Linked DNA regions of Homo sapiens: region 1 is linked to region 2. The links are chromatin contacts, found by Hi-C or POLR2A ChIA-PET in ENCODE. All regions are on one chromosome and are shown on one strand. The core of a region is the stretch at or near the end of the contact, and the rest is flanking DNA. Distances in the headings are between cores, read along the strand shown.

Evidence for each region. Hi-C counts contacts between places; a loop is a spot of excess contacts on that map. ChIA-PET counts read pairs that join two places held with the same protein, here RNA polymerase II (POLR2A). Pooled maps may share reads with other maps.
Region 1: a loop to region 2 is called in a map of endothelial cell of umbilical vein, with 2.2 times the contacts of the local background. The contact joins two enhancer-like sites. A Hi-C loop is called at or near these places in 1 of 168 maps with a recorded cell type or tissue (endothelial cell of umbilical vein) and 4 of 50 pooled maps. POLR2A ChIA-PET finds 5 or more read pairs at or near these places in 1 of 52 experiments (PC-3).

What each region holds. Positions count from the first base shown.
Region 1 is chr5:109,188,713-109,195,555 of GRCh38, reverse strand. It overlaps FER (FER tyrosine kinase), which reads right to left. Exons shown (of 20, transcript NM_005246.4): 20 at 1-6,843. Among named protein-coding and RNA genes, the nearest start is that of PJA2, 220 kb to the left of the region's middle. RefSeq lists silencers at 1,281-1,481, 1,521-1,721. Within about 2 kb of position 4,260, at least 3 of the 41 ENCODE cell types and tissues checked have a DNase peak (open chromatin) inside an H3K27ac peak, as active enhancers do.
Region 2 is chr5:108,638,395-108,644,972 of GRCh38, reverse strand. No RefSeq gene overlaps it. Among named protein-coding and RNA genes, the nearest start is that of LINC01023, 87 kb to the left of the region's middle. RefSeq lists an enhancer at 2,351-2,645. Within about 2 kb of position 2,697, at least 3 of the 41 ENCODE cell types and tissues checked have a DNase peak (open chromatin) inside an H3K27ac peak, as active enhancers do.

The DNA.
Region 1 (6,843 bases), core at 3,011-5,510, 550 kb before region 2:
TTGATTTGATGCTTAGAATCTATATTGGGGATTGAATTTAGAATCATAGGATTATAAAATTTACTTGTTATGGGAAATCAGATGAACCTTGTAGAACCAATCTCTTTGACACTAAAGCCAAAAATAGTGAATTCCATTGGAACATGTACATATTCTGTACACTGCAGGTATGAGAGGTCTAGAATCTAAGGTGGAATTATGACAAGTTATTTTCTGTTGGACTGGTCTTCTGATTGTTACTGAAGCAAAGCAATTCACATTGGCATGGCATGGGATAGACCTCCATAGCATCTTATAGTCTAAATACAAGCAACGTACTTTAATTAAGGAGAAAATATTCAAAGTCCTATCAAGCATGGCTCTGGGCACCTTTCCCTCGGCATTTGCTTCCAACTGTCTGGCATTTAAGAGCAGGCAGGCAAGTTTATTTCTACCAGGTCAAATTATTTGTAAAAGGGAAATTCCTACATAAGAGGGTGTGTTTCTTTCTTTCTTTTGGGTTTAAAAATAAAAGCACGGACCAATGAGGTGGGAAAGACTGCCAGGCTGGTTCTTTTACCTAGGATCTCAGTAATACCAGATTCCAGATTCCCTCTCGGCCTCTAAGGCTCTGAATCCAGGTTAGAGGTCTGAACCCCTCCCCCCGTCCCCAAATGGGGGGCATTTAGTTTTTTGTTTCATAAATACTGTCCAGGCAACTCAAAGAAGACACCAAGGTTATACTATTTGACAACAGCTATATGAAAAATGACTTTGGATTCTGTTTCCTTTCCTGCTCAGTTTTTTGCTGCTCCAGTGTATGAATTGAGATTTATTTTTTAAGGCCCTCCTACATTTATCCTGTGTTGCTCAGAACGCCGACGTTTCCCACTGATATCTGTCCTATACTTTCAAAAGAAGGTATGATCTTCTGGGATCAGATGAATTGCTTAAGTGGTTACAGTTTTTGCAAGGGTGTTCTAACTGATGACAGTGGGGTAAAGTGGGATTTCTATTGTCTTCTTTGGTTACAATTTGAATCTGGCTTCTTACTATGTCATTTTAGAATCTGCTTTGGATACTATTTACAACGTGCTTATTCTGATTCTTAGCAAATAGGAAAATAGGTGTGGTGTTTGGCTTTTCAGGAAGAATACTGCTTTGAGGAACTGCAGAGTACAGGTATTTTCATGCAATGTGCTCTGGGGTCTGTATTTCTAGGTAGAATGACTTATTTTGAACTTAAGGCTTCATATTTGCTGCCCTCTTTTCTGAAGCTATGAAAAAACTCCTTAACATTACACAATTGAAATACTTTCAGACATTTGCTGCCAAGAGGAGTGTGAAGAAAACAACAAAAGGTATTGGCAATAGAACAGTGGAATGGAAGAACTGAGTATGTCCAGGAGTTTAAGATAAAGCAATTATTGCTAGTGTTTACACATTTCTTTAGTGGGTAGAGGAGGCCACCTGATCAGCTTACTTGGTCAAGTCAATAGGCTGCCTCCCAGGATACCTCCCAGGATACCTCTACTCACAGAAATCTTGCTGCGTTAGGAAAATCTCTCAAGAGCTTCTACTGATAGTGTTAGTCATCTAACAAGTGTGACCTGATCATCCTGTCTCCACATCTAGGACTCCAACCAGGTCTTTGAATTCTAACCTGCATCCATCATGGGGCTTATCACATACTGAGTGTGTAGCTGGCCTTGTTAAGTAGGTGCCTGGGAGTTCCTTAGAAGGCTAGGGGCCCCCAAGTACCTGAGGAGAAACTTTGATTGAAACCAATTACAACATTATTCAATATAAGCTGATGATAAAGGCTTTACTATTTTGGTAAAGCAAAATCTTGAAAAACTAAAGATGAGAAAAGGAAATAGTAATCAGAAGTCAAATACTGGAAAAACTAGCACCTGGTAGTATTCTCTGCACCTCATGTGGCAGATGTTCAAGAAAAACTTTCTGAATGAATACAGCTGAGCGAAAACATAACATTCCACTTCCAGCATCAACACTGTCACTTAGAACAGTTCATTATTTTGTAGAACACTTGCATCTTGCTGGCCTCAGTAATATTTGAGAAGATAGTTAGAAATTCAGGATTTGTATCTCTTAGAGTGAATTCCAAATATTCATTTGTTTTGAGGTTTTTACAAATTTGCTGACAAGTGGGAAGCTAAATCTGTCTTCGTGTCACAAACCTGAAAGACTTTTTCTATATTAAAATTAAAAACAGGAGGTTCACAGCAATTTTCCTGAATGCTGGCTATCCTAGACATATGTGTGCCATTACTCAGCTTGCTACTGCTTAGGGAGAGGGCTGAACCACCGTTGTGTCTGAGGCCTCACAGATAAACAGAGCAAGGGTAATTCTGATTAAATAATGGTTACCTCCTGAGATTATAGGGAGCGTAGGTAAAAATTAAACCAATGTCCAATTCAATGCCCTTTAAAAAAGTGTTGTAGAGACTTAAGAGGCACGCACTGTTTAAGGACACACAGCAGGAAGCTCCTCAAACCCTTTGTGAGGGTTAGTTTCCTTTATTGTTATTGCATTTATTGTTGGCTATGGGTCATTTTACATTGGTGCTTTGTTACTGCCCTTCATTTCCTTTCAACCTTCCTTTCTGGATGTCTCTTTCTTTTTGTGTCTTACCTTAGGCACCCTGACTAAGCTTTAGGATTTCTAGATTCCTTTCCCTCAAATGTTATTGAAGACAAGGAACATTGCTACTTGTATTCTTCCATTTCTCTGTTGAATACTATGTTTCCCCACAGTAGCTCTCATCATAGTAAGCTCCCTCTGTGGGTAACTCTAGGAGCCATTTAGTCAACGTTAGTCCAAAGGTGAAATAGGGCGGATCTAAGTGTAGTCCCATTTAGGAGACTTTAGCCCAGGTTAAGCCTCACTGTAACCAAAGATTTCTAATAACGTGTGGATAATCAGTGATCTTAGCTTAAGAAATATTAAATATAACCAATGCAAATGTAAAGAAGCTTTGGGTAGTGTCTTTGAAAAACTGGAATACATATGTCCAAATGCATTAGTTGGGAAATAATGAATATAAGCATTTCCCAGCACACAATCATCTCTGAGCTGGGAATATAACAGTGCTCCTAACACAAGGAGAGGTATTTGGTTTACTCTTTGCTAAGGCCCACACACTGGAGATGACTGCTTTTGCTTTAGTTCTGCTGATCTTTTTTATTTTCCATAGGACAGGATCTGGCCTTGTAGCATGTTCTCCTCAGGCTTCCTAATGACACTGTCCAAATCTTTGTTTCACTTTAATTTTTCCACACTCTGTGTGGGGGTGCATCATCCTGCCTTGGAATAACTGGTTCCTCCCTCTTTTGCATTTGAATCTGCTGCCTCAGCACCTTATTAAATATACTGAAGCCTATGCTCATTACTTCTATGCAGTTTAAAGTGACTAAGAATCTAGCACACCAGGATTTTTCTGCCACCCAAGAATCTCAGTCCTTATTAAGTGGCTAAGTGATTCCTAATGCCTACACTAAAAGTTCAGAATTTAATTTCTGAATCGGTATGAGGCAGGAGGATGGCTTTTAATGGGGTAGTATTTCATTAAATTGAATTATGGCTAAGGTATAGTTTATACACCTTCTGTAGGACAGCATTTTTTTTAAAGGGGAATTTTTGGGACTCTAAGAGTGTAGCAAAATCTCCTTCAAGTAGGTCATTCTTGGTACATGAAATCCTGACTTTTAAAATCAGTATCTTCATATGTGGTTTTGGATTCTTCCAAAATATAGTATTCAGACTTGATGTGAAACTAATCAAAACATAGAAAAATAAATGAAATTAAAATATTTAATGAATATCATTCTGATATGTATAAGCAAATCAGAGTTAGTCATAAAAGAAGTAACGCTATTTTGATGGTAAACTTTCACACTGACTTAGTATAATGGAAATGTAATATAAACTCATTTCCATACAAAATCTGATTCCATTTAATTAAGATATTAATACCTAAAGAAAACATGTCTTTTCCAACTGTCTGTCTCTCTGCTGCTTATTTTGCACTGTTCTGTTTTGTGGGAGGGTGTGGCTTCCTAAATGCAAAAGCAAGTCTTGCGATGACTCAGCACTAACCAGGGCAGCCAATTTTGTTGATAAGAAACATCTAAAATATCAATGATAAATGGAGTATACGTAAAAAGAAGAGGGCTGAGGCAAACAATGCTTTTTCAGAAAATATCAAACTTCAAAAGATGCATGGCCATTAAACAGTGTACACAGTATACTAAGTAAGGTTTTCAGGTACATTCCTACATCTGATGACTCACCAGAATTAATTATAAAGTGGTGTGACTGAAAGAACCCTGAAAAACTGTGACTTATGATTCAGATATTTGTATTGTTACATTATAATTTATTTGGATTGTTGCATTTTAATTTTTGTTTATCCCACTACAAGGTCCTCAGTGGGTGGCGTATGTTGTAACTAAAACACTTTCTTCTTGACATAATCTAACACTAGTATTGTGAAGCCATAGTTATTTTGTGGTACTAGCCAATCTTCACAAAAGTTATATGGGAAAACTGAACTGAATATAATATAGATAGAAAAACCAAATTATGGTTTAAAGGAAATTAAAACTATTTCAATTACAAAACATTTTTTCTTCTCAAAATAATCCTAAAATGAAAAACAACTGTGAAATGTGCACTGAAAATATCTAACACAGTTAGGCTCCTGGTCTATACTTATCTGCTAATAAGATGTTTCAGTAATATCGTATTTGTAATAAAACAGTGAATTACGAAAGGAGAATTTTATTGCCCACATTAAATTTGGGAGATAAAAGAGAAACAATTACATGAGACCTTTCACTGGAGACCTCTCACTGGAGACCTCATGGCAGGACAGGCTGAAATAAAGCTTCAGTTTCTGAAGTTTAAACAAAACCTGTCAATTTTATTTTCCCAGAAGAGAAAGAATATGTTGGCTTTGGCCTTAGATTACATGGAATGCAAAATTAATTTTAGGTTTCACATGTTGGTAATAAATGTTAATTTAACAGTGAAAAATTTCTTTCCTTGTGAAATGATGAACAACCTAAACTGTCTCATAAAGGCCCCTTAGTGACCAGTGAGACACAGACTGCTTGTGTTTACCTCCCCCTTTTAATAAATTTAAGGACTTATGAGAGGAACTATGCAGTAGTAAGAATATATATATATATCTTGAATAATCCATTAACAACACAAAGATTTGTGACTGGACTAATTACATCCGGACCAGAAGAAATTTTGGTTACAACTCTTTTCTTACTAAACAAATCACAGGATTTTGTACATTTCTGAATCTTCCTTTCCCTACATCAACTTGCACATTCTGAACAGTATGTTCGTGCTTCCTGGGCATGGATTAGCCTCCTAAAGTATATAATTCCAATAATTAATTATCAGTGACAGAAGGGATGAATAAATTATGCTTCAAGCACAACAAAATTAACAGTGAAAAACTGTTTGCGTAAGTTTTTCTTAATGCATGTGACTATATTAAATTTAATATTCTATATGACTGAGAGACTCCCAATAAGTTATTAATCCTGAACTATACCACTGCCTGCTTTAGGACAAAGAATAAAATGGAATTTAAATGCTACACATGTCACGATGTTTTGAAAAGCTTTTTAAATTTAAGCACAGAGTAATGATGTGAACTGCAAATTCTAACAGCCTGGATAAGTGAAATATCAATGCTGTGTTCATTCTTAACACCAGAATGTCAGGATTAAGCTTTAGGTCTTGTTCATAAAACTAAAGCCAAAACCATCATTCTCTCTCCTTGCTGAGAGCTTAGCATGAAGCCACTATGAGATGGGAGGCTGTTTTCTTTAAACAGACAAAGAATATTACAGAGATTCACTTAGAAATACTAAAAAAAAGGGTAGGAATATCCCATTTTACTCTTACTTTTGAAGGTTGGTAAGTGCCTCAATACCATAGCACTTCTGAGTTTGCGCTTTGATTTACCATAGTACGTGCCATCAAAAGAAATTTCCCTTTAGTCTGAATGTACTAATCATTAAGTATGTATGAAATCTGCAAGGAGATTGAAATGTTAGATACAAGTCACTTTTCTCTTCAGTATTATCTTTCATACTCTAAAGTACTGGTGTGAGTTCTGTGCGATGGTACAGGCAGCAAACAGCTGGAGAGGGCAGGAGGCATTTTCTATCCCTAAGCTCTTCCAATGAATGCAGACCAAATAATCACTAAGGTAATGTTTACCAGGACACAGGCCTGAGAACTTATAAAAGGCTTCCAGAACATATTTAGCCCTGAGCATGACCATCTTCTATATATGCATTTATCCTGAGAGGCAACTATATACAGATCATGGGGTAAGTAAGTAAGTTCCCTAGATAAGAGTTAAGATACAGAATCCTAGTTTTAACTGAGTGAGTGAGTTACATTTTATTCACATGAGACATCTTCAGCACTCTGCTTGCATACCTGTCAGCTAATGGTAAGAATGTCCAGGGGGCAGTATAATGGTCAATGAAGGTGGAAGTAGAAATGGGAGGGCTGTCCCTATGTCATATTTCTCATTAATATTCACCTGACTTCTAGACTGTCTACTTCATTCACATCTGTCTTGCACCTTGGTGGTGTGTGTGCACGCGCATGTACACACGTGAATGTGTTGGTGAACTAGAATCATGAAATTCTGACAGCTCTAAAAACTGGTACAAATAAAGGAAATTACATTTTGGAATGCCCCCTCTAAGGTGAAAATGCTTAACTGAAAGTATGCTGTTATTTCTGTGGATTTGTGCTTTGCAGTTTCTCTCAAAATTTTTGTTGCCATTACGAGGACTCTACGA
Region 2 (6,578 bases), core at 1,448-3,947:
TTAAGAAGCCAGGGCTGGCAGACTCAGCTTCTATTACAATGGCTGTAAAGTGTCTGTGGCATCTGTGACAAGGATCATCCTGGCAGGGCAGGGGTCTGCTGCTCTGTGCTCTTCTGCTGCAGGCTGGCAACTTGGGGTAGTGGGCACAGATGCTCCCCAAGCTCTCCCTTCTACCTCCCAACTGCTCCTGCCAAGCCTTAGATCACCTTTACAGAACAGAGGGTAACTCAATGACAGCATCTCACACAAGCTAATCTTTCCTCTGAGGCAGCTGACAAAAGCTGCTGAGAACAGGAGAGTGATTCTGGGTTCCCTCTCTGAAGGTCTTTGCTGATTTCAAGGTCAGGTAGGTAATGCACATGGTATCTTAATTACAGCAGATGCCACATTGTCTGGAATGAAATAGAAAACAGGGATGAAGATAATTCACATGCCTCATCTGGTCCTGATACTTTCCCTACATTATCACATTTTATCCCTCTCACATCTTATGAGAAAAGAAACATTATTTTCCCTCTCCTTATAGGTGAAAAAAATGAAAGCATAGGGATATAAAAGAACCTGCAGGCAGGCATTCTGATAAGCAGTGATTAGTAAGTGCAGAACTTGGGGGGCTAAGCCAGGCCTGCCTAACTTCAGAGCCCAGGGCTTTTCCCTCCACTGATTCTTGCCTTGGAGTTTTCCAGGCCCACTTGGGACCCCAGAATTCTGTGCCTCCCCTACCTGTACTTACATTACTACATTACTTCCAAGTCCTTGCCTGAATGGCAGAACCCAAGGGCTCACCCATAAAGTTACTTCTCTGTCTCTCCCACAGACTGCAGGTCAGTTGGGAGATTTTCATTCTTATCACGCACATCAATTTTTGTCAGTGGTAGGATTAATTTAGCCCATTAAGTACTTTCCCATTAGGCCTGTGGCTCAACTGAGGTGTCAAAATTTGATGTCTTATATTTTATGAATTACACTGATATTCTACTTCTTTGATTCCTTTTCATAGTCTGTGTTATGACCATCTGGACACCTCCTTCTTTTGGAGTTTTGGGATAGCAACAAAGCAAGTACAGAATACTGAACAGATCAATATAGTTAAGCGCATTACCATAATCCACAGACATTAAAACGTCAATACCTCATTCCCCTGACAAAGCTTATATCAACAGAAGGCCCCATGGCACAAGAGATAGATTCATTAGGCTTTCACCTCTGGGAATGGGTTTCAACAAGCTTAGGTCACTTACAAAGATGAGTTTCATGGTCTTAACTTTGCCAAACTTCGTTTATTAGTATTTGGGCTCCAATTATAATCCAATCAAGCCAATAACTTTTCCTTACGAAAGGGACATTCTCCACATGCATCCCATCAAATGCATAATGTCAACATGAGAATTTATTTGAGCTGTGTGTGACCAGTCTCCTGTTCTACTAAAAATACTTGCAAACATTTAGACTGAGAAGCTTTGCATATAACCACATCAGTATGTTAATCCAAGACATGACGAATCATCATTATTTTATTTTTTTTAGAAACAGGGTCTTGTTCTGTTGCTCAGACTGGAGTCCAGTGGCACAATCTTAGCTCACTGCAGCCTCAAACTCCCGGGCTCAAGCAATCCTCTTGGTTCAGCCTACCAAATAGCTGGGACTACAGGCACAAGACACCATACCTGGCTAATTTTTAATAATTTTTTTAGAGATGGAGTCTCACTACGTTGCCTTGATCTTGAATTCCTGGCCTCGAGCCATCCTCCTGCCTCAGCCTCCCAAAGCACTGAGATTACAGCCACCACACCTGGCCTCTTGAAGAATTTTAAAACTCAGTGAGTATTTCTTGGGCACCTACTGTGTGCCTGGCACTGTTCAGGACACTGGAGACATAGTGGTGTGCACAAAAGACTAGGAGTTTATATTGTAGCTGAGGAGACAGATAAGGAAACATGTACATGAAGTCATCTCACGTAACTAACTATAGATGCTGGGAAGAAAACAGACATGATAATGTGATGTGGGGACACACGAGGTAGGGTGGTGAGAGAAGTTTCTGAGGAGTTGGATCCACTGTGTAAAGAAAGTGGCCATGCAGGAAGTTAAGGGAAAGGTGCCCTAGATATAAAGAATAGCAAGTGTGATTGCCTTGAGGTGAGAATGAGTTTGTTTATATAAGGAATAGAAATCAGGCCATGGGGGCCTTAAAGTCAGAGAGGTTGGCAGGAACCAGATCATGCAGAGCCTTCCTGGCTGTGGTAAGAGACTTGGGGAGTCACTGGAGGGTTTAAATGAGAGAAGTGACATTACTATTATTGTTATTTTATTTTATTTTAAATTTTACTACTTACCATTATCATTAATTATGACTCATTTTTTAAAAGTAAAAATTGTTCATGCTATGGCAGGGATTCTCAACAGGGGGTGATTTTTGCCTCCTGGGGACATTTGTCCATGCCTGGAGACAGCTTCAGTTGTCACACTGGGGAGTGCTACTGACATCTAGTGGGCAAAGGCCAAAGATGCTGCTAAACAGCCTACCATGTCTGGACTACCCCCTACAACAAAGAAATAGGCAGCCTAAACTGTCCGTCGTGACGTGCTTGAGAAACCCTGAGCTATGGCAGGGAGAATGGAGAACTGGAGAAGGGGAAAGAGTGGAAGCAGGAGGCTGGAGCAGAAACTCAGAAGAAATGTTGGTTATTTGGACTGGAACGGTAGCAGCAGGGCTGGAGAGAGTGACTCAGGATACATTTTGGAGATAAAGCTGATAGGACCTGTCAGTCAGTTAGCTGTGGAAAGTAAAGGAAAAGGAGTCAAGGGTTACTCTCATATTTTCAGTCGGAGCAACTGGGTAGACAGTAAGGTCATTTACCAAGATGGGGCACAATATGCGAGGAATAGGTTGAGAGGGGAAGATCAAGAATATTGTTTTGGACACATTAAATATGAACTCTGTTAAACTTCCCTGTGGAGATATCAAATAAGGGCTGAATATATGGTTCTGAAACTAAGGGTAAGGGCCAGTTATCAGCAGGTAGATTAGGGGACAAAGTGAGGAAGAAGATCCAGTGGTGGGGACCAGGAGAGGGAGGTTAGGAAACCAGGAAACTACAGTGCCCTGGAAGCCATGGGGGAAAGGATTTGAAGAATGGTGCTGTTATCTGTGTTGAATGTTTCTGAGGAGCCAGTGAGGTAAGAGCAAAAAATAACCCCAGAATTTGGGTGTCCTGGCTGGCTTTCGTCAAGGCAGTCATGACACAGACTATCACAGCTTTGTTGGAGTGGACAGGATTGAGTTCTGATTGAAGTGGGCTTCAGAGAGCAAGGGGGTGTAGGAAATGTAATCAAAGAATATTACTTCTTTCAGTAAATATTGATGAAAAGAGAATCAGAGAAATAAGGCAGTAACAGAATTCCAATTATAGAACAACACAAAAAGTGTTATTTTAAAAAACAGGGTTCTTTTTTTGTAAGTCCCAATTTGTGACATTTACTTATGAAATTAACCAATAGAATTTAAATGAATATTTTCGTGGTGTTGCAGGTGTTGGTAAATAACACATGCATTTCATTCAAATTAGAACTCTGTTTTATAAATGAAATTCCAATAAAATTTTCTAGAACCACTGAAAAACCACTAAAACTTTAGAATGGTAATTTTTGGAAGAATGCATTTGGAAAACCACTATACAAAATTAGCTTTAACAGCAAAATTTCATACATCAATCAGTCAGTAGGGTAATAAACTTATACTCACAATAGGCCTTTCTCTTGGCCCTGAAATTATAGCAAGATTTCAATCCTGTTTTTTTTTTTTAATCCTGTTTTGTTTGTTTGTTTGTTTGTTTGTTTGTTTGTTTTGGAGATGGAGTTTCACTCTTGTTGCCCAGGCTGGAGTGCAATCTTGGCTCACTGCAACCTCTGCCTCCCAGATTCAAGCAATTCTCTTGCCTCAGCCTCCTGAGTAGCTGGGATTACAGGCATGTGCCATCACACCCGGCTAATTTTTGTGTTTTTAGTAGAGACGGGGTTTCTCCATGTTGGTCAGTCTGGTCTGGAACCCTTGACCTCAGGTGATCCGCCCACCTTGGCCTCCCAAAGTGCTGGGATTACAGGCATGAGCCACTGCGCCCAGCCAAGATTTTAATCCTGTTGCTGTCACTTCTTAGCTGTTTGACCTTGAGCAAGTTACTTAACCTCTTGACATGAAAGATTCTCCATTTATAAACCAGTCAAGGTGAGTGTGAAGACTAAATGAAATAATATATGCAAACATGTGTCCGGCATGGGGTCCACATTCTCCTTCTTTCTGGCACCTCCACTTTAGCACTCTCTGACCAAAGTTAGCCTTGCAATGACTCTGTGGAACATGACATACAGCAAAGTTGATCATCATGGGAGGCTCTGGCTCTGGTTTTGTCCTCAGCTCACCTGTGATATCTTTGTACCTCATCTAGCACACATCCAGACCCAGAATGGGCTTTGCAAACAACGGATGCCTATTACCTTGAAGCATCTAAATGATGTAAAACCAAGGAAAGATTTGTTTTTGTGGTTTTTGGATTTTGGTGTATGAGATATTATAGAAAACTAAATATGTAAGCTGTGACAACTTCAATGAGAGAATGCCAGCAAATTTTTAGATTAGGGTTTAGACACAGCCAGGACCATAAAATAGTTACTTTTCCCCAATCTTTCAATCACAAATAGAAGGTTTTTCAAAGGAAGGAAGGTAAAAAAGACCAATAATAATAATAATAATAATAATAATAATAACTCTTGGATTATTTACACTAGTAGAAGTGAAAAAAGTACTTTCAAATTAAAAAAATTTCACTGACCTAATATTGAGATTGTTGAAGAGAAAAGAACTTATTTGTTGATTTGTATTCTCTTTTCAGTAATGGGGACTGCTAAAAGAAATCCATACAGGAGACAAGGAAATTATATTAATGAAATCTTTGTATAATTTAAGCTAAGCAATCATCTCCAGTACACCAAACCACAGGCTTCCTGTACTCATCAGTCCAGACGAATGACATATTCACAAATGTATCATTAGAGTTAGCAAGAGGTTTCTTGTTTTGTTCTTTATTTTTAGACATTGCTAGGGAATATTTATTTCTGTGCAATTCCTAAATTCTGTTAAGTCTTCAACTGATTTAAATGAACAAAAGACATCACTAAGTCATAGCCTAGAATTGGAAGGAAGCTTAAAAAAGCCAGAGGCCCAACTACTCCTCAGCAATGTTCATAACCACTGGTCATCCAGGCCTCCAATTCAACTCTCTAGAGATTTAGAAGTGACTGTTGAACTAGGCAGCCCATGCTGATTCCAGTCTACTCAGATGTCTATAAATTCCATCCTTTAAAGCCACACAGAAACAGGCTAACGCCTTTTTCCAGGCAGGCATTTCCTGTAACGCAACTCAACTCCTCCTAGTAGAGAGTGATGGCTATAGGAGGGAGGGGATGATTAGGAAGCGGTTGCTGTGGGTAGGTCACCAGGCACTGCAGGGCTCTTGCTTCTTGTGAGAGGAGTATTGGTGAGTGAGAGTGGACAATGCTCTCTGTTGACACTGACCATGTTTCAAGATGTAGTTTGAGCCTTACAGACAGACTGAAGGATGTATGCAATTTCAGTCCCAATTATAGCTGTCAACAAGTGAGTTTCACATATTTTCCCCTTGCAGTCCCAATTTCTCCACTACCACTCTGCATTTCTTAGGCTCCAGAAGTCATCCATGTGAATATTCTGGGATGTACTAATGGCAGGGAGATAATACCCCTGGATTAGGGTAGAGGACTGTCTTTGAGATTTTTACCTATGTCCAGCACCCTTCCTGGGCAGCTTCCGTGATGAATGAATTCTGTTTTCAAACATGGAGTGCACTTGGGCTTTCAAAAATATGAACGTCTTTTACTGTCACATGGAGTCAGTGGCAATGAGAATTAATCAGGATCTGATGGTCATTTCTGCCATGCAAACCTCCTTTATGTAAATAGAGAGAGCTTCCAAATTTCTTCAGGCTCAAAACAGGGTGCAAAAACTCCACAGTCCTCCCATATTACCAGCATCCTTAGTGTAAGGTTTCTGATACAGAAAATCTTCAAAGATTCCATTTTCAGGGGACGTTTCTTCATTTTGATCATGCTTTACTTTCCCTCAGTGTCATTTTTATCTGTCTTGGATTCATTTTACTTTCTTAAAAACACTTTCTTTTTTTGAAGATGAGGTCTCACTCTGTTGCCCAGGCTGGAGTCCAGTGGCACAATCATAGCTCACTGTAGCCTCAAACTCCTGAGTTCAAACAATCCTCCCCTCTCAGTCTCCCAAGTAGCTGGGACCACAGGTATGTGCCACCATGTCCAGTTCATTCCTTTTATTTTTTTGTAGAGACAGGGGTCTCACTATGTTGCCCAGACTGGTCTCAAAGTTCTGGCCTCAAACAATCCTCCCACCTTAACCTCCCAAAGTGCTGACATTACAAGTGTGAGCTGCTGCTCTTGGCCAATTTTTTTTTTTTTTAAATTTTAGGTTATGTGGGTTACTTTACAGCCCTGAGACAAAGTCAATTAGTAACAATTAA